Regions from separate parts of the Homo sapiens genome. Here region 2 is linked to region 1. Evidence: chromatin loops called from intact Hi-C (ENCODE). Cell type or tissue: B cell. All regions are shown on one strand. Links, peaks and the distances in the headings refer to the core of each region. The heading gives the core; the rest is flanking DNA.

What was found. Peaks named below come from ENCODE experiments on the same cell type or tissue, not always from the same donor. Only the 100,000 strongest peaks of a DNase experiment are listed, where the experiment ranks them.
Region 2: it touches region 1 in a loop (2.3-fold over the local background); 2 of 110 quality-filtered maps call a loop at or near these places.

What each region holds. Positions count from the first base shown.
Region 1 is chr5:158,193,738-158,204,712 of GRCh38, reverse strand. No RefSeq gene overlaps it. Among named protein-coding and RNA genes, the nearest start is that of LINC02227, 210 kb to the left of the region's middle. In B cell, for the core only: no CTCF peak of the experiment used is centred there; a DNase peak (open chromatin) is centred at 5,942; H3K4me3 peaks cover 476 bases.
Region 2 is chr5:158,430,137-158,441,111 of GRCh38, reverse strand. No RefSeq gene overlaps it. Among named protein-coding and RNA genes, the nearest start is that of LINC02227, 26 kb to the right of the region's middle. In B cell, for the core only: no CTCF peak of the experiment used is centred there; DNase peaks (open chromatin) are centred at 4,261 and 5,731; H3K4me3 peaks cover 1,038 bases; H3K27ac peaks cover 1,776 bases.

The DNA.
Region 1 (10,975 bases), core at 1,120-9,119:
TCTCCAGACATTGCCAACTGGCCCTTGGGAAGGGAGGCAGTGAGCAGCAATTTGATCTTAGTTGATAACAACTGACTTAACCTCTCTGAGCACCAGTGCCCTAAACCTATAATCTGGAGATTATGATAAACATCCCTGCTTCATCAGGCTGTAAGAACTGAAGGAGATGATCGTGTACTGGATTGGCATAGGAACTGGCACAGTTAGATGGGCAATCAATATTACATGCTGTTATTATTGCAGTGCCTTCCAAGGAATGGGGACCTTTGCAAGAGGTCCACAAGCTCCCCAAATTTGGGGTTGAAAATTTAATTCAGGCTGGGCACAGTGGCTTATGCCAGTAATCCTAGCACTTTGGGAGGCCGAGGCGGGCAGATTACCTGGAGGTCAGGAGTTTGAGACCAGTCTGGCCAACATGGTAGAACCTCGTCTCTACTAAAACTATAAAAATTAGCCAGATGTGGTAGTGTGTGCCTGTAATCCCAGCTACCTGGGAGGCTGAGGCAGGAGAATCGCTAGAACTCGGGAGGTAGAGGCTGCAGTGAGCTGAGATTATGCCACTGCACTCCAGCCTGGGCAATACAGTGAGACTCCATCTCAAAAAAAAAAAAAGAAAATTTAATTCAGCAAATACATTTTGAAGATCCATGTCTATAGGTATACTGCCAGGTAATGGGAATTAAAGGGTGAATAAGATTCAGACACCACCCTCAAGAAGTTCCCTACCTGGTGAGAAGCTCACAGCCCAGGCTCAGTTCACACCCTGGTTCTTCCACTTGCATGTGTGACTTAGGGCAAGTTTGCCTCACTTTGATGAGCCCCTGTCACCTCATCTCTAAAGCGAAGATAACAATGAGAGATGTAGCTCTTAAACATCAGCTACACTGTCTCCCCACTACATTTAATCTCTCGATTGCTGGTCCTCTTCTGCTCAGCACACTGCCTGCAGCAGAGAGAATAAGTCCGTCGCCCACCTCCATGGGAGAGGCTGCTTCCTTCCCAGTGAACATGTACCATCTTCTGGGAGATGATTCGGGATCTGAGGCCCGTCATCAGAAGGACTTGGGCTTATGGCCTTGGTAGTCACGTCACTTCTCTCAATCAGTTTATTCACCTATACGATGGGGATAACGACAGTGCCTACCTTCATAGAAGTTCTCATGAGGGTAAAATGAGATCATTCATGTAAAACATGGCAGAGAGCCCAGCACAGAGGAAGCACACAATGCCCTGTTGCCATGGCAATGGAGAGGAAGATGCTGACCAAAAAGGGGAGGCAAGGGGTGCGGCTCTCCATGGCCTGATCCAATCGCCTTGGGGAGCTGATGCAGGAGCCCAGAACTCCATCTCCCACACCTTGACCGCGGGGCACAGCCTGCAGGACCCTTAACACCAAAACCTGTCTACGCCAGCCCCTCCCAGGCCAATGGCAGGAGCCTTGTCCCAGGCTCTCGCCAAACGATTCAAGTGTATTAAAATATGGATGTATATATGTATGATGACAAGAAAAAGGAAAAGTGTAACTTCTAGTCAGAGCCTAAATTTCTTGCCTCCAAAGCCCAGCTGGAGAGCAGGGGTTCTAAGAGAAAACAGCCGCGCAATTAGCTGGAGTTCTGTAGCTGTCTTCAGCAGACTGCTTACACCGATGTCTCGATAGGTGGTCTCCCAGTTCATCAGTTCATAAATAAGTAATTTGAAATGTGTTCCTGAGGGAAATTTTCCTCCTGCTCTCCCCAACAGACTGTACTCATCAGTTTTCCCATTCTCCAGGTAGCTGCCGTCCTCATTTATAATGGCCAGAGGAACTACGCTGTTCTAATTCCTGCTTCATTACATTGTCTAATGCGAGTTTTCACCAGCCTCACAACTCCACATTTCTTTATGTTGATAAGAAAAAAAAACTTTGCATATATTATTTATTAGCACTTTGGAGGTGGCTTTGCTACAGGTTTAAGTGGAATATTTTTACATACAAAGCAAGATAGGCAAGTTGAATTCTGGAAAGGGATTTGGAAATGTTGTTGATCAGCTCTCCAGTGACACATGCGTGTGGACTGGGTGGGACACACGTGCGGCACACACTCCACTCACACACAGCCAAACCTTCACCACCTATTTTACTGCTTCTACCTCACCTCCTACCTTCGCCATCCATGTAGCCTGACATATATTTTGTTCACATTTTGATGCATGGTTCCAATGTTATATTTTTCCATTTGAGAAAATGTGCAACCAGATCAAAAGCACCTGGTGACTTAGGAACACCAGGGTCCCCCACTGGTGAAGCTAATGGAGTCACTAATTTGCCTGGCCAATAAAACCAATGATTTCTATACTAAAAGCCTTTGAGTGAAGCCTCCGGGGCTTGCTTCAGGGCAATGGAAGGGGGCTAGTTTCCTCTTAGCCAATAACCTAATTATTTTTTTAAAGCACTAACTGTACCTTTCATTATAATAATGCATATAATTGATTTTACTGATTATGTCTTTCATGGCATCTATTAGTCACTGAGAACTATATTTACTTCTTTCTGTTGTTTTTATGATTGTTTAGCTTTGGGATCTCATAATAGGTAATTAATAAAATATGTTAATCTGAGAGTAATTTACCTAATGAGATCTCCAGGAATGCTTTTCTCTCCTGATAAAGGAATCCCTCAGAAGGCTTTTGTGGGAGGAAAAGCTTTCCTGTGAAATCCTGGCACAATCTGAAACCTAAATTCAGGTTTATTTGTTAGTTTCCTTAGCCTCTGAACAACCAGAGAATTTTTCATCAAAAGAATTTAAAACTGAATGTCCAGTTTCAGATGAAACTGTCCTTTTCTCTGGTCTGCCTGGTGGCAGCAATCAACAACCTCACCCCCACGGACAGTCATCCAATTAGGCAATGAATGAAGTTGACCCACCAGCTATTGGAGATCCCTTTCAGGAAGGGGCTGTAGTTTTGAAGGAGAATAAGATTACTGTGATGCAACACAAGCAAAATCAAAAGGGTAAGATGAAGGAAAGAGAGAAGAGGAGGGGGCTAAACAACGATGAATTTTATACCACAGGAGACTTATTGCACAGTACCCACTATCTGTGAGTCAGGATGAGAAAGGTAGACATGGTTTCTCTGGTATAATCACAGTTCACCTCTATCTGTAAGGGGTGCTGGTGCATTGAGTGCAAATCCTAGCTCATTTTCTGGGATGCTGCTCAGACAGGCCTGAGGATGTTTGCAACAAGAGTGGTGCTTCAAGCTGAGGATCCAGAAGCAGACAGACCTGGCTCCCATGCAGGTCTACACCTCGGTCATGTCCTTTCTTAACTCCAAGCCATAGTGCCTTTCATTTTCAGTATGGGCAGCAGACATTAGCACCTACACACCTGTAACAAAGGAACACAGAGCACACACCAAGGTTTCTCAACTTCAACACTAGTGACATTTTGAGGCAGATAATTATTTGTTGGGGGCAGAGTGGTTGCACTGTGCACTATAATCTATTTTGCAGTATCCCTGCCTCCAGCCACTAGGTGCCCATAGCAGTCTTCCCCTCTCCAGAACAGCCAGAATTGTCTCCAGATATTACCAGCCAGAATTGTCTCCAGATATTACCAGATATCCTTTGGGGGCTACAGGAATGTGGCAGGCACCGTTGCTACTCCTGAGAACACTGGCCCACACTAAAGACTCAACAAACACGATCTTAGTATTACAGTAATCTTTTCTGAGAATGAACTGGCAACATAGATGAGAAGCCACTCAGGAAAAAGAATGCAGGGTGTTCTACGATGAAGTCCTCCAACTCTTGTTATCATCACAGGGAATAAGTCCAGATTTCAGTTTGAGGAGGATCCCCCACTGACAAGCGGGAGCTCCTCTGTAGCCAGGGCCAAAGTCTTATTCGCAGGCAGGGAGCACTTGCCTGAGGCTAAAATGACACCAGGTTATGGATTATATCCAAGATACGCAGCACTCATCTCACATCCAGCCCCAAGCTCAGGTCCCTGGAGAGACAAGCCAAGCCAAAACAAAAGGAGCCACCAATATGAAATACTTTGTGTTTATGTATCAAAACATATGTCATGTTTTTAATATATGTATACCATACACACAAGTTTCAGATAAATAAACAAGTAAAAACTACAGTAAACTCCTTGCCGACCAAGGAAACATTGAAAGTTACTGAGACCCAACCTCTGAAAAGCAAAGTATGAAAATCAATAAAGCCTAAAGCAAACCTGCCCATTCTTTGACTTGACATAATCACTTTCTCTAGAAATTCAGGTCCCAGGTACTTTTCTAACCCAGACCATTTCAAGTTGAGACTGAGATTCATCTGGAGTAATCATACCTTTTACTTGTTAAGAAAAAGTGGCCTTCATGCCATGTGAAAGGCTCTCGTAACATACATTGTCTCATTTAGCAAACTAAAGCCTGACAATTTTAGCAATCATTTGATTGCCTCACTCTTTATAAAAAAGAAAACAGAAATCTGCATTTATATACATACATATTTGCACCAAAAAAAATATGTACTTAAAACCATTGAAAATCACATGAACACAAAAATAACCAAAGATAATTGCCCAAACATGTTCACACAACTCACTCATGCACTCACTCAAAAATAAGTACATAATGACATTCAGGGTCATAAAATGGATTTCCCTATAAGCGGAAAAAGCATGTGCCCGGGCCACCATTAAAACAGGGGCACCTGAAATAAAAAAATTTTATTGAATTTATTATTTGAAAACCATCAGAGTAGTCATCAGGAGAAAAAACAATTATTCTAGTTGCTTATACTTGTGTAACAATTTAGCATTGCTTTTATTTTCAATTGCAGTTAACTCTTGAACAATGCAGGGATTAGGGGAGCCAATCTCCTCTCCCCTACATGTCAAAAATCTGCATATAACTTTTGACTTAACTACCAAAAACTTAACTACTAATAGCCTACTGAACAGAGAAGTCTTATCAATAATATAGCCAATTAACACATATTTTAGATGTTAAAATGTTTTTCAGAAAAGCATAAGGAAGAAAGAATACATTTACTCTTCATTAAGTAGAAGTGGATCATCAGAAAGGTCTTCATCCTTGTCTTCACATTGACTAGGCTGAGGAGAAGGAGGAGGAGTGGGAGGGTTGGTCTTGCTGTCTCAGGAATGACAGAGGTGGAAGAAAATCCACAAATCAGTGGACACGTTCAGTTCAAACCCATGTTGTTCAAGGATCAACTTTACCTACACTGGGGGTTGGGGAAAGTCACCATAATTTTTTTAGATATTCAGGTTTTGAAAGTCTTAATTGAGCCCCTAGACACACCCCAACTTTCATATACAAATTATGAAATCTGAAACCCAAATCTGCTGGTACTGATGCCCCTGAGCATGATACTTGGGATGGTGGAAAGGGCTCTGTTCCCGAAGCTGGGGGACCTGAATTCTAAACCTAGCCTCCCACTTACTCTCCATTAATATCTTGTTCAATCTCAGTTTCCCAACTGTTAAAAAACAAAAACAAAAAACTAGTTAGTGAAATTGATATGATTTCCAACATTATTCACTTCAGCTTTGATTGCCTATGAATCCCCCTTCTTGCCCAAGGTCATCCACAGCTGGTGGCCGACAGAGGCAGAAGTAGAGGTAATCCCATCTCCTAGTTTAAGGCCTTTTCCACAAAGTTGTACCCACACAAAAGCCCAAGCCCCTTCCTTCTCTCTCCTCCTCCACCTCCTCATTGCTATGCAACTCCTTTCTCATCTCCGGTGCAGCCCATCCACAACCCCTCCCCACCCCCGACAGCTCACACTGCAGGTAGTGCAGGAAAAGATAGCAATGGGGAAAGACAGTCAGGCACATTGAAGGGGTTACTTTGCCTGGGGAACCCTTTATCTGAAGTTGTCCTCAAAAGCGAGAATGAGTTGATTTGCATTTTCCCACTGAAGCATGCAGAGTAGCTGAGGAGTGTTTCTCGTTACCAAGTACCGTCTTCTCTGGTTTGCCCTGAGGCCTTCTCTGGGGCTGGAGCAGCTCTGAAAACACCTGTACGCTGCCCATTTAAATATATGCTTCAGACAAATCTTTTAGGGGTTTCAAAAAGGGAAAAACTAATGCTTTTCCGCCCCAGCATACATTATCCTTCCTGTGAATGCTGCAGGCAGAAATTAACTCTCTCCAAGCTGGTTTATTTAGTCTGTCTTTCCATGTAAAGCCTGCATTCCATGTTAAGGGACTGGCAGTTAACAGCTTTCTCGTTCCTTTCTGCCTGCCTTCCTTTCTTCAATCATTCATTCAGTAAGTAAGTATTTACTGACATCCATTCCATGCAAAAGCACTGTGTTGTCCCCATATCTTCTCCAGAGACAACTTTGACAAGGATCCTGCTCCCAAACTGCTCACAACCTGGCTCAGGTGACAATGGGCCCAGATGTGCCCAAATGTACCCAAATGTTACCTGGGGACCTCACTGCATCTCAGGAATTGGCTCGGACAGTTTCAAGGCTTGTTTGAATCCACAGTTCTCCTCATGACATCTGCAAACTCCTGGCCTTTTTGCTCTGCTGCTACACCTGTGCCTGTTGCCTTGATCGGGCACCAGCACCTCACAACTTTGGTAACTTTGTGGAAGAACTGAGGACAGTGGAGGGCAATTGCATCTCACGCCACATAGCTGTCGGCTGTCTTGATGGCTCTCCACCTCACTCTGCTGGCTCTCAAAGCGTGGGCTCTCCAAAAGGTGACCCACCTCACTACGCACTCTTTTCCAAACAGCGTAAGCCCTGTCCGCTCTGCCTCTTCTCACCCTGCTTCTCTCACAGTGTGTACTTGCAACAGACCAGCCTCCTTCCTGGTATCCAAGAAATTTGGAAAATAAAGTTCTCTCCATCCTTTTACTCAAGTAACTATAATACAAGTGGAAAAATTACAGAAGTCATAAAAGTATGCCTGCCCCCAGGCAGGCAATTAATAAATATATTAAATAAGCATATCTGTTGAAAAGGGGATTGGAAAAGGACTATTGCGGTTCAGGGGAGGGAAAGGTAGCTTTCATAAAGAATTCAGAGAAAGAAGCTTTTCTCCAAAAAGCAGAGTGGCACATGGGCAGGCACCACCTTCCACTATCTAGACCTTCCTGATCCTTCTCTACATCTGTTTTGTTTCCTCTTTTCTCCTTTTGAACATCTGCCCACCTCTTTGTGAAAAAAAAAGAAAAACAGGAAATGAAGGGATTTTGAAGGTCTGAACTCAGGATTCAGGAATTATACAATCCTAAAAGGTCTGGTCAAGTAGAAATTTTTGAGCTCATCCACCCTAATGCTTTTGTTTCATAAAGGAGTAAACAGACCTTTCCAAGGTTGTGCAGGATGTGAGTTGGTTTTTTTCCTCTTAATTTGAATGAGTGATAAACATTTTAAAGTCAAGAAACTTTACATCAGAATCCAGAAAAAAATCAAAGATCTGCCAACACTGGGCTTGCATCCCTGCCCAGCAGCAGCGGGCTGGAATGCGGTAGCTCCATCTCCTGCATGCACAGTCCCCTTCTATCCCAGCTGCCTCACGCCCAGATGGGTTCAATCATCTCCATCATAGTCATGGCCCCTACAGGCCTTTAAACTGTAACTCCTGTGTGTTAGTCCATTTTTGCGTCACTGTAAAGGAATACCTGAGGCTGGGTAATTTATAAAGAAATGAGGCTTAATTGGTTCAAAGTTCTGCATGCTGTGCAGGAAGGATGGCACCAACATCTGCTTCTGGTGAGGCCTCAGGAAGCTTCCAATCATGGCGGAAGGCAAAGCCACAGGGCCGATGTGTCACATGGCTAGAACAGGAACAAGGGGCTGAGGGAGGTGCCACATTTTTAAACAATCAGCTCTTGCATGAACTCAGCAAGAACCCACTCATCACCAACGGGATGACGCTAAGCCTTTCATTAGTGATCTACCCATCGTGGCCCAATAGCTCCCACTGAGCTCTGCCTGCAACTACTGGGGATTACATTTCAACATGACATTTGGAGGGGACAGACATCAAAACCAAATCATCCTGCTTTGCAGCCGGTTTCCTACTCCTGGCCAAAACAAAAAAACAACCCAACAAAAGCCACATTAAACCATGTAGCACAACTAACCTCAAGCAGCTCTCTATGTTATTGGATTCTAGAAGTCCCCAAAACCAGAAATTCCCATCCCCTCCCCATCAAAAGCTAATAATAATAGTAATAAATAGCAGGCAAACAAACGAAAGCAAAAAGCCTTTCCCACTGTCTGGTACTGCCTGAAATATCACTGTATCTTGGAGAAGTACTGTGTTCCTCTAACATCTCGGATTTGAAAGAAAAGTGGTACAGTAAGAAATGGCCCCTGGCACACACCATCATCTACTTTAACATTTTGACTGAGGATCATTTTTCGTGGTAGGATCCTTCAGATATCCTCTGCAGACACACACACACACTCCAAACACAATAAAACACAACACACATCCCCCTCTCTCATTCTCTCGCTCTCTAAGCCATATACTCAACTTTATTGGAATCTGATTAAATAAACAAAAACAAACATTTCTCCTTAGAGAAGGAAATAATTTTCACAAAATAAAAACACAGAGCAAATATACCTATTTGAAGGTGAAAAGATCACTGTTTTCTCCAGCAAGTCAGAGAGAGCATGAACCAAGAACACGAGATGCTGCAGTTTGCTGATGTGAGTGTGTGGACAATGAGAAGCAGGTGGTGTATGAACACAGGCAGAGAGAAGGAAAGGAAAACTGTCATCTTAGCAAGGATCACTGCATTGTGCTATCAAGGTCACAGTTGGTAAAGACCAAAATACTATCTCCAAAATTTTAACAAGGATTCTTCCTTTCTCTTGTTCCCATAGTGAGTTCCGGGAAATGGAGAGAAAGTGTAATGAAGCATATTTCTTTTTAAATGGCATATAGCTGGCCTCTACTTGGATCCTGTTTTCTGACATCATTTTAATTAGGAAAGGTGAGAAAGTTTCCAACGTCCCCCAACCCCCTTCCCTGTATCCTAAATGAGGGTTTCACAGAGAACTGGCAACCAACACGATTTTGACAGAGTGAACTTCTTTCTCTCATAAGCATTCCTCCAATCCCCAGATAATACCCCTCATTCCTCCCACATTAACTAACACACACAACTTTTCTCCTCCCACCCTCCCCAGCTCTCACTTCTCTCCAAAACGTATAACATAATTGTGAAGGCTAATTATCAAATAATGCTTAAGCCTTTGGGAACAAGATAGGGGGTTCTACAAATGTTTTAAAAAGTCCCCAGGCTGCAATAGAAACGTGATTAACTGAAACAAAAATGCCTGCTGAAAACTTTCAAACCCAAAGTCAGTTTTTAAAATATTTTTAAATATATAGGTATATTATATACATGCCTGTGTCATAATTTATCTATATGTACATATGTCAAATGTGTCTTTTTTTAATCTGTCACAGAAATTCTCTGCCATTGTAGAGCAAGACCCTCAAAGAGAGAAATAATTTGAAGTCGGTTCATCCTTTTTTCTGACACATGGAGGTCCACCATGGATTTCTCCCATGACAGGGGACCCCTCAACTGGCTCTGGTAGGAGACAGGAGGAAGCTGCCTCTAGTAAGAGGAAGGAGAGAGCAAATCTAGGCGATACAATTCTCCTCCTGGCCTGAACATGAGCAGATAGGTTCTGACAGATGTAGTTTTTATCATGGAATAAAACAGGCTCACAGCAGTGTGCCTCACACATGAATGTCACATTTTATGAATTGCCATATTGTCTCACTACACGCTGCAGTGAGCAGGGCTGGGCAGACCACGAGGTTGAGGAACGACTCGGCCTCTCCTCTCCCACGCCCCCTCCATTCCAGGCAGGGGCACTGGTTTTTTGCCTGCATCCTCAGAGAGGAAGAAACAACGGCTGTGGGTGCACCTGTGTTGTATGGGCCAAGTCCTCAGCTGTGATGCACACAGAAGTTAAATATAGCACTGTGGCTGGTCAGATTTCAACTGTCCTGGGACCCTGAGCGGTTACGTAGCAGAAGGGGCTGGAGGGAGGGAGAGGAGGAGGGATTCAGAGAAAGCGTGCACAATAACAATGCATGATCTATCATGCAAAGAGCCGCAGGGCAGAAATAAGGGCTCCTCACTCCTTCAGTAGAAGCCAAGCCCAGGGTGCTGATTATGTGCGGAGCAAGCTGTCTAATGGGAAAGAGAGCTCATCCACAAATCCTGGGTCAGGAAAGCCAGGAAGGTCCATTCTGAGACTCTGTCCATAGATGAGTGTTCTGAGGATTAGCTCTTGACTCAACACTGTGGAGGAAATGGTATTCAAAATCTCTAGGGACTCACTTTCTAATTAAAGAGCAAGTCTTACTGGTTGCCTTTACTTCCCACCCCACTGAGACCCCTTGCTCCACTCATGGGACTCAGGCATGAATGGGGAATTCTGAGCAAGAGGCAATCAGAATGTGAAAAACATCCAATGGGGCTCTCCCTCACCCCCAAGTTATTGAGCTAGGCCTGAGTCAGCCAGAGTTAAGGCCAATGACACCTCTTAATTTGCTCTCTTTCCTATGATGTGATGCCGTGTCATCCAAATTAGACACAGTTACCTCCAAGGTATACTCAGTGTCATCATAGCCATGAAAAAAAATCACAATACATCTTCCCAGACCAATTTTTCTTTCAGTGCCTAACAGTGGGGCAGGTAGATTATTCTTATTAGAAAGCAAGCACAAATGTAAATCAGAAAATTCAAACAGATTTTTAAGATAAAACATTAGTCTTCAAAGAAATTATAGATTTCCAGGGACTATTTTGAGCTCAGCCCTATTACCTCCCTGAAAATGAATTTACTCCCTTCCATCATAAGGGATTCTTTGATTTAAAAAAAAAAAAAAAGAGCTTATGCGTGTGGTAGGCCTAAATAGTGATCTCTAAAGATATCCAGGTCCTAATCCCCAGAACCTGTGAATCT
Region 2 (10,975 bases), core at 1,163-9,162, 240 kb before region 1:
TACACAAATCAATAAACATAATCCGTCACATAAACAGAACCAACAACAAAAACCACATGATTATCTCAATAGATGCAGAAAAGGCCTTTGACAAAATCCAACAGCCCTTCATGCTAAAAACTCTCAATAAACTAGGTATGGATGGAACACATCTCAAAATAATAAGAGCTATTTATGTCAAACCCACAGCCAATATCATACTGAATGGGCAAAAACTGGAAGCATTCCCTTCGAAAACTGGCACAAGACGGGATGCCCTCTCTCACCACTCCTATTCAACATAGTGTTGAAAGTTCTGGCCAGGGCAATCAGGCAAGAGAAAGAAATAAAGTGTATTCAGTTAGGTAAAGAGGAAGTCAAATTGTCCCTGTTTGCAGATGACATGATTGTATATTTAGAAAACCCCATCGTCTCAGGCCAAAATCTCCTTAAGCTGATAAGCAACTTCAGCAAAGTCTCAGGATATAAAATCAATGTGCGAAAATCACAAGCATTCTTATACACCGTTGACAGACAAACAGAGAGCCAAATCATGTGGGAACTCCCATTCACAATTGCTTCAAAGAGAATAAAATACCTAGGAATCCAACTTACAAGGGACTTGAAGGATCTCTTCAAGGAGAACTAAAAGCCACTGCTCAAGGAAATAAAAGAGGACACAAACAAACGGAAGAATATTCCATGCTCATGGACAGGAAGAATCAATATTGTGAAAATGGCCACACTGTCCAAAGTAATTTATAGATCCAATGCCATCCCCATCAAGCTACCAATGACTTTCTTCACAGAATTGGAAAAAACTACTTTAAAGTTCATGTGGAACCAAAAAAGGGCCCACATTGCCAAGACAATCCTAAGCCAAAAGAACAAAGCTGGAGGCATCACGCTACCTGACTTCAAACTATACTATAAGGCTACAGTAAAAAACAGCATGGTACTGGTACCAAAACAGAGATATAGACCAATGGAACAGAACAGACACCTCAGAAATAACACCACACATCTACAACCATCTGATCTTTGACAAACCTGACAAAAACAAGAAATGGGAAAAGGATTTCCTATTTAATAAATGGTACTGGGAAAACTGGCTAGCCATATGTAGAAAGCTGAAACTGGATCCCTTCCTTACACCTTATATAAAAATTAATTCAAGATGGATTAAAGACTGAAATGTTAAACCTAAAACCATAAACACCCTAGAAGAAAACCTAGGCAATACCATTCAGGACATAGGCATGGGGAAGGACTTCATGTCTAAAACACAAAAGCAGTGGCAAAAAAACCCAAAATAGACAAATGGGATCTAATTAAACTAAAGAGCCTCTGCACAGCAAAAGAAACTACCATCAGAGTCAACAGACAACCTACAAAATGGGAAAAAATTTTTGCAATCTACCCATCTGACAAAGGGCTAATATCCAGAATCTACAGAGAACTCAAACAAATTTACAAGAAAAAAACAAACAACCCCATCAAAAAGTGGGCAGAGGATATGAACAGAAATTTCTCAAAAGAAGACATTTATGCAGCCAACAAACACATGAAAAAATGCTCATCATCACTGGCCATCAGAGTAATGCAAATCAAAACCACAATGAGATACCATCTCATGCCAGTTAGAATGGCAATCATTAAAAAGTCAGGAAACAGCAGATGCTGAAGAGGATGTGAGGAAATAGGAATGCACTTACACTGTTGTTGGGAGTGTAAATTAGTTCAACCACCATGGAAGACAGTGTGGGGATTCCTCAAGGATCTAGAACTAGAAATACCGTTTGACCCAGCAATCTCATTACTGGGTATATACCCCAAGGATTATAAATCATGCTACTATAAAGACACATGCACACGTATGTTTACTGCGGCACTATTCACAATAACAAAGACTTGGAACCAACCCAAATGTCCATCAATGATAGACTGGATTAAGAAAATGTGGCACATATACACCATGGAATACTATGTAGCCATAAAAAAGGATGAGTTCATGTCCTTTGCAGGGACATGGATGAAGCTGGAAACCATCATTCTCAGCAAACTATCACAAGGACAGAGAACCGAACACCGCATGTTCTCACTCATAGGTGGGAACTGAACAATAAGATCACTTGGACACAGGGCAGGGAACATCACACACCAGGGCCTGTTGAGGGATGGGGGGCTGGGGGAGGGATAGCATTAGAAGAAATACCTAATGTAAATGACGAGTTAATGGGTGCAGCAAACCAACATGGCACACATATACCTATGTATCAAACCTGCACATTGTGCACATGTACCCTAGAACTTAAAGTATAATAAATAATAATTCTAACAATTACAATAATATGGCTCACAGTCACAAAATAACATTTCAGAAATCTTCTCTGCAGTTTCACATGCTCCTATCATGAGAGCAGAAGACACCAGTCTCACAGCCATATTGGTATTTTGTCCAAACAGAGGATAAAGCCCCATTCAGTTGCAGTAAGTTTGGATATTTACTTGAACTTTTAAACATGGCAAAAATGACAATGTTATGAAAAGACGGGTTTTTTTCAAAAATTCTTGTTGAGTAAATAGAAAAGCTACATATTTGTCCAGAGTATTGATCAGCCTTATCTAGTGCCAGCCAAAACGTAGAAGTCTGAGGCTTTTTGAGAATAACTACTTAATTTATAACAGTAATCATAATACAAAGCATTAGCAACATAGGAAAATGAATCTCTTCAATATTGCAAGCTTCAAAGGTTGTGTTTGTTTGCTTTGCTTTTATAAAAAACCCTAACCTGTCCTTCTGGCTGTGTTATCACTGGGTTTGGTCTGAGAAGAGCCAAGGAGTACTCACAAACCAATCCATAAAAATAAGAAAGCACAAAAGAGAAGTATAAATTAGGTCTCTTATTCCATTTGTCAGTCTTATGACCCTCAATGCTATGACTCCCCACTGTCTATAGAAACTCGAACTTCATGTCCAACAGTCTAACTCCAAGGGCAACTTTCAGAATTTACTTCCACCCTGCACTGTCAGCATGCACACTTCTCTCAGGGGCACAGACTAACTCACCAATCTGGACACCAATTTGGTGGTTCCTGGACTCTGTGCCTTTTTTCACATTGTCTACTTCTTTTTGGTATATCACTCTCTACTTTTGTTGATAATATTCCTCCTCCACAGCCCAACTCCAGTGTTGCTCTGCCATTGAGTCCTCTTTAGACTCTCATTTGGAATTAATTCATCTCCCTTCTTAAAAGCCTTCAATGGTTTCCCATTGAATGGAGAAGAAAATTTTGCATCCTTTTGCCTTATGATCTGCCTGGCTATCTTCCCTATCTCATCCCAAGCCATGATGCCCCAGTCACCCTGGATCTTCTTAATTTTCCAGGATTTCCCTAGAGTATTCCAGTCATACATCCCTTACACTCTGTATTTCCACTGCTTGGAAGGCTCTTCCCTCGGCTTTTCTGGAAACTGCCTCCTTGGCACCTGGTAGGTCTCGGCTGAAATGTTACTTCTCCAGAGGTCCTTCCCGGACACCTAGTAGAGCTATACATCTGCCCTGCTCTAGTACTGTTACTGTATACTATTAAGATGTGTTATCTATCTTCATACACTTTTTCTGAATGTATAATTACATATTTATTTGTTTAATTGTCTAACGTTTCTCTTTCCCACAAAAAAACATAATTCTCAAGAGGTCATGAACTCAATATATCTCACTGATACAACTCTAGATCTCACATTTAACATGATGCCTTACATTGTAGAAGTTCAACAAATATTTTTTGAATGAATGAATATATCACTTCTTCCTCTACACATTTATAACAGTTGGATGATAAGCTGCCATATATTGCAGATGTTGACATTAGTTTTTTATCTCACGCTGGATTACAAGTTTCTTTATAGCAAAGGATCATGAATAAATGAGATAATGCTTGCAAAGCACCAGGCCCAAATTAGGTCCTCAATCAGCTTTTGCTCTCATAAGGTTGAACATCAGAGACTAAGTGGAGGTGGAGAGTCTTGGGTTTTCATAAAACTTCACCTATTCCCAGCTCCATAATTTTGGCCAAATTTGTTCAGTTTCTCTGGGCCTATGTATTGGTCCATTCTCACATTGCTATAAAGAAATACCTGAGGCTGGATAATTTATAAAGAAAAGAGGTATAATTCTCATGGGTTCTGCAAGCTGTGCAGAAAGCATAATGCTGACATCTCCTCAGCCTCTGAGGATGTCTCAGGGGACTTACTACCATGGCAGAAGGCAAAGGGGAAGTAGGCCCTCTTATATGGCAAGAGCAGGGGGGACAAAGAGAAGGGGAAGGTGCTAGACATGTTTAAACAACCAGATCTTATGAGAACTCTATTATGAGAACAGCACCAAAGGGATAGTTCTAAACCATTCATGAAAGATTCACCCCCATGATCCAGTCACCTCCCACCAGACCCCCTCCAACACTGGGATTACAATTCAACATGAAATTTAAGTGTGGACACAGATCCAAACCATATCAGCCTGTCTCCTCATTTGTAGATTGTTAATGATGGCACTCACGTTACTGGGTGGTTGTGAGAATGGTATTAGCTAATGCAGGTCAACTGCTCAGCACAATGTCTGGAAAGTAAAAAGTGTTCAATATGGTGGCTATTACTATTACATTAGTCATACCAAGAAACAGAAAAGCTGTGCAAGACATCCAGGAGCTGATCTAGTACTGTTGGCTAGGCTTTGATGTTCCCTTTTGGAATGTAAGCAATTTCAAAGAGCATCAACCTCAGACATGGTCACTCTGTGACCATGATGGAGCGAGACAAAGACTAGACCATTCCATAATATTGTCTGAACACAGAGAAACTTCAGCATTGTTCAAACTGCAAAAATGCTCAATCTCCCCTCCTTCCTGGCTAATGTGAATGATTGCTACTTCTTAATCAATTACAGCCTTAGAACTGTTCTGGCATTCCCTTCTTCTATATAAGACTGATTTAGATACTCAACCTTCATCTAGTCTCTCCCTCTAAATAAGATTTCTTTAGATACTGAATCATAGGATTATTCCTACTTCCTGACAGCACCAATTCAGAAGAAAACTGCTTCCTTAAACTCTCTCCCAAATCACCTAATGCAAGCTTGTGTCCCACAAGTCCTTTCTAACACTCTCTTACTGAGATGACTTATAGTTCCTCATGGTGTGCATTCTCTCTCACTGAAATTAGTAATAAACCCAACTTGTTCAACAACAGTATTTTCCTGGTGGTCTTTGGCTGAAGGGCATTGATCATAGTCATGAGAGTAACAATATCTATCATTTATTGAGCATTTACCAGGGCCTCTTCTAAGCAATTTACATGTGTTAATTTACTCAATTCTTCAGTCAACTTTAGAATGTAGGTAAGAAAAACTAAGCTAGGAAGAGGTTTAAAACTTTGCTGAAGTTAGACAGTTAATGAGTGATGAAGCTGGGCTACAAACCAAAGCATTTGGATCCTTACCCATCACTCCTTACTGTGCCTTCCTCGGTCCTATCACCTTGCTTTGAACAAAGAGATCACTTCAAGTTTATAAAGATCTGAAGCCACCACAATGTGAAAGTCATGGGGCAGAACTCAGCCAGCATACCAGAGACTTCCTTCAACATGTATCAACGGCTATTTCCTTAACACCATTATGGAGGCTGCAAAGAAGTATACATCATAGTCCCTGACTTCAAGGAACTTTTGAGCTAATTGAGGAGACAAGAATTAAATGCACAAAAGTTTCAATAACACTACAAGCTGCAATATAAGAGACACATTAAGGCAGAAGAATGCATGATTCAGTGTCAAATAAGGTGTGCAGATGGCACTGGGAGGGAGCTCGCTGTGGGCTACGTGCTCAGCCCACACACTCTAACCCAACTCAAAACCACAGACAGGAAATCAGAGAAGAGAGCTGCATTGTCAGGAACAGACAGAAAGAAAAAGAATAAAACCTTAATGGAAAGAAATCTATTAAAATTATATTTGCAGTATATGTGGCTAGATGGCTTTTAAATTTTACTTTTTGGTAATTTTTTTGTTGAGGAATTATAACCCAGTCTCTGAAAGGGAGTCATGTGGTTATGTCCAAGGGACTCAATATCAGGAACTCTCTGGGAACATACAAACAGTACAAAGTTCCCTTCTCTTTGGGCAAAGCTGAGCCCTAGCCGGACCCTATCTAGCCTCTCATCTATGGATCACTTTCAGGTTCATGTCATTGCATTCTGGTGTCAGAAAAACGTTCATGACAACTCCAGACACAATATCACAGAAGGAGTCTCAGCCATTGAGGGCCATATTAAGATAGCTTATTTCTGTAAGGAGATAACCAAGCTCTTACAGTGTCTTACAAAGATTCATGGAGTCTTCCAGCACTTTTGGACTGGAAGAGATAAAGTACCACTCTTGAATGATTTAGTAAGTGTGTCTGAGCAAGGGCTTTGATATCAACTTGGGCAATAACATTAGGCAAGTTATGTAACCTCTTTATCTGCAAGTGGAGTTAATAACAATAACCAACTCATGGGATGATTGTAGGGTTAAATGGCATAACGCTTTCAAAGGGCTAAAGGTATCCAACACAGAGAGTACATTCTCAGAACATGTTAGTAATCAATATTATTGTTATTATTCTCCATATCCATATTGTCCTTAAGGACTAGGAGAAATGCAAAAGAAGCACGAGACGTGTTCCTTCTGGATACTTCCAAAGACTCTAAATTAGGGATTTACTCATCCTGATTAGGCAAGTAATTCAGTTCTGTTATGTAGCTGTCATCCTATTGTACCCAGGTTTAGGAGACTCAGTTCCCTAAATTTGATTCCCACCTCCACTACTTACTCGGAACTGTGGCCATTTCCTTAACCTATCGCTGACTCAGTTTATTTATAAAAGCAGTGGGATTAATTATGGTCCCTACATCTTAGGACTGTTGTGAAGAGTAAAAGAGATCATGGATACAGAACCCTGAGAAATATCCAGTACATCACTGGCTCTCAATGGGTGTTATTTTTTATCATCATCATCATCATCATCATCATCACTACCATCCTCATCATTAAGTATATCCTAGACTTTGCCTTTTACTTCCAGAGATTCAAGCTCAATGATCTCTGACATGCCCCAGGCAGCTGAACTTTCCAAGGCTTTATTTTAGAACATGTGCTCTGTTGGAAAAGACAAAGCTTTTCACTCCATTCTAAAGTACTAGATGGGGATGGTGTACACTGCCAGCCACTCTTGTCTTATGACAAATCGTCCATATTTGTAGGTTTGCCAGCTGAGGTCATGGATCTAGTCCTTGGTGAGAAGGAGGAGGAGATGGAGAGAAAGGAGAAGAAAGAGAAAGGAGAGGGAGAAAGGCATGCTACCAGTGCCTATTGGGATTGAAATCACAGTTGCATCCTGGCTGAGTGATTTGGGGCAAATTACTTCACTTCACTTTTCACATTCAGAGGCAGTGCTAGTGCCTCTTTTCTAGGCACGATTGAACTTTAAAAGAAAGAATACATCTATGAGTACAGTGCGTAGCACATATTATATTCTCAGTAAATTGCAGCCAGGTTATCATTACAGATGTTCTCTGTCCTATAAGCAAAATAACTGATCAGAGACCACATCAGGATAGCATTATCCACCAGCTAAGAGGTCTCACATTATTCTTGCATCCTCTTTCTTTTTCTAAAAATTTAATATTGAGTTCAGACTATTGGGGAGAGCACAACTGCATTCTGTTTCAGGTTTGAATGTGAAGACCATACAAGTGCAGTAGAAAGGGTTTTGGAGAAATTTAACAGACTTGCATTCCAGTGCTGACACCATTTACTTTCACTTCTGGGTCTCAACCTCTGAAATTAATATTGGAGGTTAAGACTATACTAGATTATACGTAAAGATCCCTCCAGCCATTCTCCCTTAGGATTCTAATTCCTTAAACCAGTACTTAACAAGGAGTACCTCATGTGAGATTATTGGGTCGCTTGTGAAAAAATGGGTATTCCTGGATTCCCACCTAGGTTTACAGGAATCAGAATCTTTAAGCCCCTAGTGGGAGCAAGGGCTTAAGGCCAGGAACAGACAGACAGACAGACAGACAGACACACACACACACACACACACACACACACACACACAGATGGAATTTCGCTCTTGTTGCCCAGGCTGGAGTGCAATGGCGCCATCTCGGCTCACCGCAACCTCTGCCTCCCCAGTTCAAGTGATTCTCCTGCTTCAGCCTCCCGAGTAGCTGGGATTACAGGCATGCACCATCATGCCCAGCTAATTTTTGTATTTTTTAGTAGAGATGGGGTTTCTCCATGTTGGTCAGGCTGGTCTTGAACTCCCGACCTCAGGTGATCCACCTGCCTTGGCCTCCCAGAGTGCTGGGATACAGCCACCACGCCTGGCCCAGGAACATATATTTTAGTGACCTTCTCAGAGATACACTGCCTGAACTGCAGAGGAGACAGACTTTGAGGTAGTGATGGAAACAAGAGAACGGAAATGGTAAGTAAGAGGGAAGTCCATTCCTGCTCAGGTACATCACTGTGAATTGAACCTCATGTAGAACATGCTGGGCACTTAACCCATTAAGATTGCTGAAGATGCCAAGAAGAAATATTTATAGGCACTTTTTAACATAGTCTATAAAAGAGGAGGTTGATTCAAACATAAATTACCTACCACATCATTCTTTAACCTCTAAATCCTTCTCTAATGACTTGAAAGGCAGCTTATTAAAGCAAAGTGCATGTTTAAGTACTAGATATACACTGGTTAGTTTGCAAACATCTAGAGAAACAGAAGTTACTAAAACTGGCAGGTTTGCTAATTAAAAAAAACAGCAAAAAAAGAAATGTTAAGAAATTTTCAGTCTGGGCAAAATGGCTTAAATATTGTGGGATGTGATTTTCTCTCTTTATCTCAGATCTACCTTCTCCTGAGTTGGCTCCATTTTCTGGATAAATCTTCCCATGTAATAGCAAGATGGCAGCCAGGAACCCCAAGGATACATCATATCCTGTCACAATCCCAGAGCAACTTGGGAAGACCAGGTGTCTCTATTCAGGCTGTTTTAGGATCTTGGAGTAAGCTCTCATTGGACTAGCTTGAGTCATGTCGTTGCCACTAAGCCAATCATAGTGGCCTGAGGATTGTCCTATGGTGATTGGCAGCTTATGTCACATGGCTACTCCTAGAACTGGGGTGTAGGGTTCACCACACTCAAAACACAGAGTGAGAATTGGTTTCTGTACACAAAAACAGGGTGATGTTACTAGGAAAAGTAACATATGGTGGTCAGGCAAATCAACAGATGTCCATTGCAACATCTTAAAGTAGCAAATATCTTTTATGGGCTGAGTACACATTGTTTTTTAACTGTGTGGTAAATTATGCCTCACCCAGTATATTTTCTTACTTGCTTTTTTTTCTGTGTGTATGATCCTTTATGCATTTGTCACACAGACACACACACACACACACACACACACACACACATACTGTCTTAACAGCCAGGGGAAATTAGATGACATTTAGTGATGGAAAAAATGAGCAGAGTTTTGATCATTGTTTAATTTAGCAAAAGAACAGCTCCACCTAAGATTCTTCCTGCCTATTGCCAACAGTGACAAAGTAGCTGGAGATATTGCAAATGTGCTTCTGAGACCTTCTGCAGCTGTTGCAGAAGTGGGACTGAAACCAAGCTCAGGGAGGGTAATCACCAGGAAAACATTTTCTATGTCTCTTTAGAATTCCTCCAAGAGAAATCTTTGGGTTTGTTCACCTCTGAATTCCCATTACCCAACATAATGGTTAGCACATAATGGATACTCAATAAATAGTTATTGAATGAATGCATGAATTAATCAATGAATGCTTTCATTTTTAGAACTGGGTTTTAGTCAGAAACAGATTTTCAAAATTACTTAATTTGTGGAGCTATTTTATGAAACAGTATGGTCATTTCTAAAACATAAAAATGTTTTTAGAAATATACATTCATTTCTGCCCCCTCTTCATCATTTACAAAGGAATAAACCCAATTTTGGTATTTAACAGAACAAAATGGCCAGGAAATGGTAGAATATTTTTATTCACAGCCTGAATTGTATAGGATTTCCAGATGCTCAAAAGCCTGGCGCTATTCAATGTTTCCTACAGTGTAGGAGGGCAAAGGCAATGAAATACAAAACTCAAGTGCGAGAGTTACTTTGACTTTAATTAGTTATACATTCTATACAGAATTGGTTTAAAATTTGCCTAACAATTAAAACCTCTCAAGAAAGATATACAGAAAATAGAATGGAATTAAATTTCAGAACATTCTATCAGTTTTCAGATACAGAGTATCAACAGCTGCATCTATATGTCTATATCAGAATTCTAGATGGAGGAAACTGAACTGAAAAAATATCAAACACCATCTCCAACCAGGGAGTATCCAATTGCATCAGAGTTGGAAAGGGTGAATCACAAAATATCTAAACTCTTCTCAAAATTATTTAATTTTGTTTTTGTTTTAAAAAGGAGGCCTAGGCCATGAGCCACTAAGTTATGAAACCAAACTAAGAATGACAGGTGTCCTAGTTATTTATAGCTGTATAACAAACTACCCCAAAACTGACTGGCATAAAGCAACCACTATTTTACTGTGCTTGCAAATATCGTGGGTCAGGAATTCAGGCCAGACATGGTGGAGATGATTTATCTCTGTTTTGTAATGTCCAGGACCTCAGCAGGCTGGGATAATTCAGCTGAGGGTCACTAAAATAACTTAGGGCTGAAATCATCTGGAAGCTTCCTCATTCACATGTCAAGGCCTAGGCTGGCATGACGTGAAGGCTGACCTTCAGCTAGGACTGATGCCCAGAGACCCTACACATGACCTCTCTGTGTATCTTGGGCTTCCTCACAGCATGGTGGCTTCAAGGTAATCAGACTTCTTACATGTTGACCAGGACTGGGTC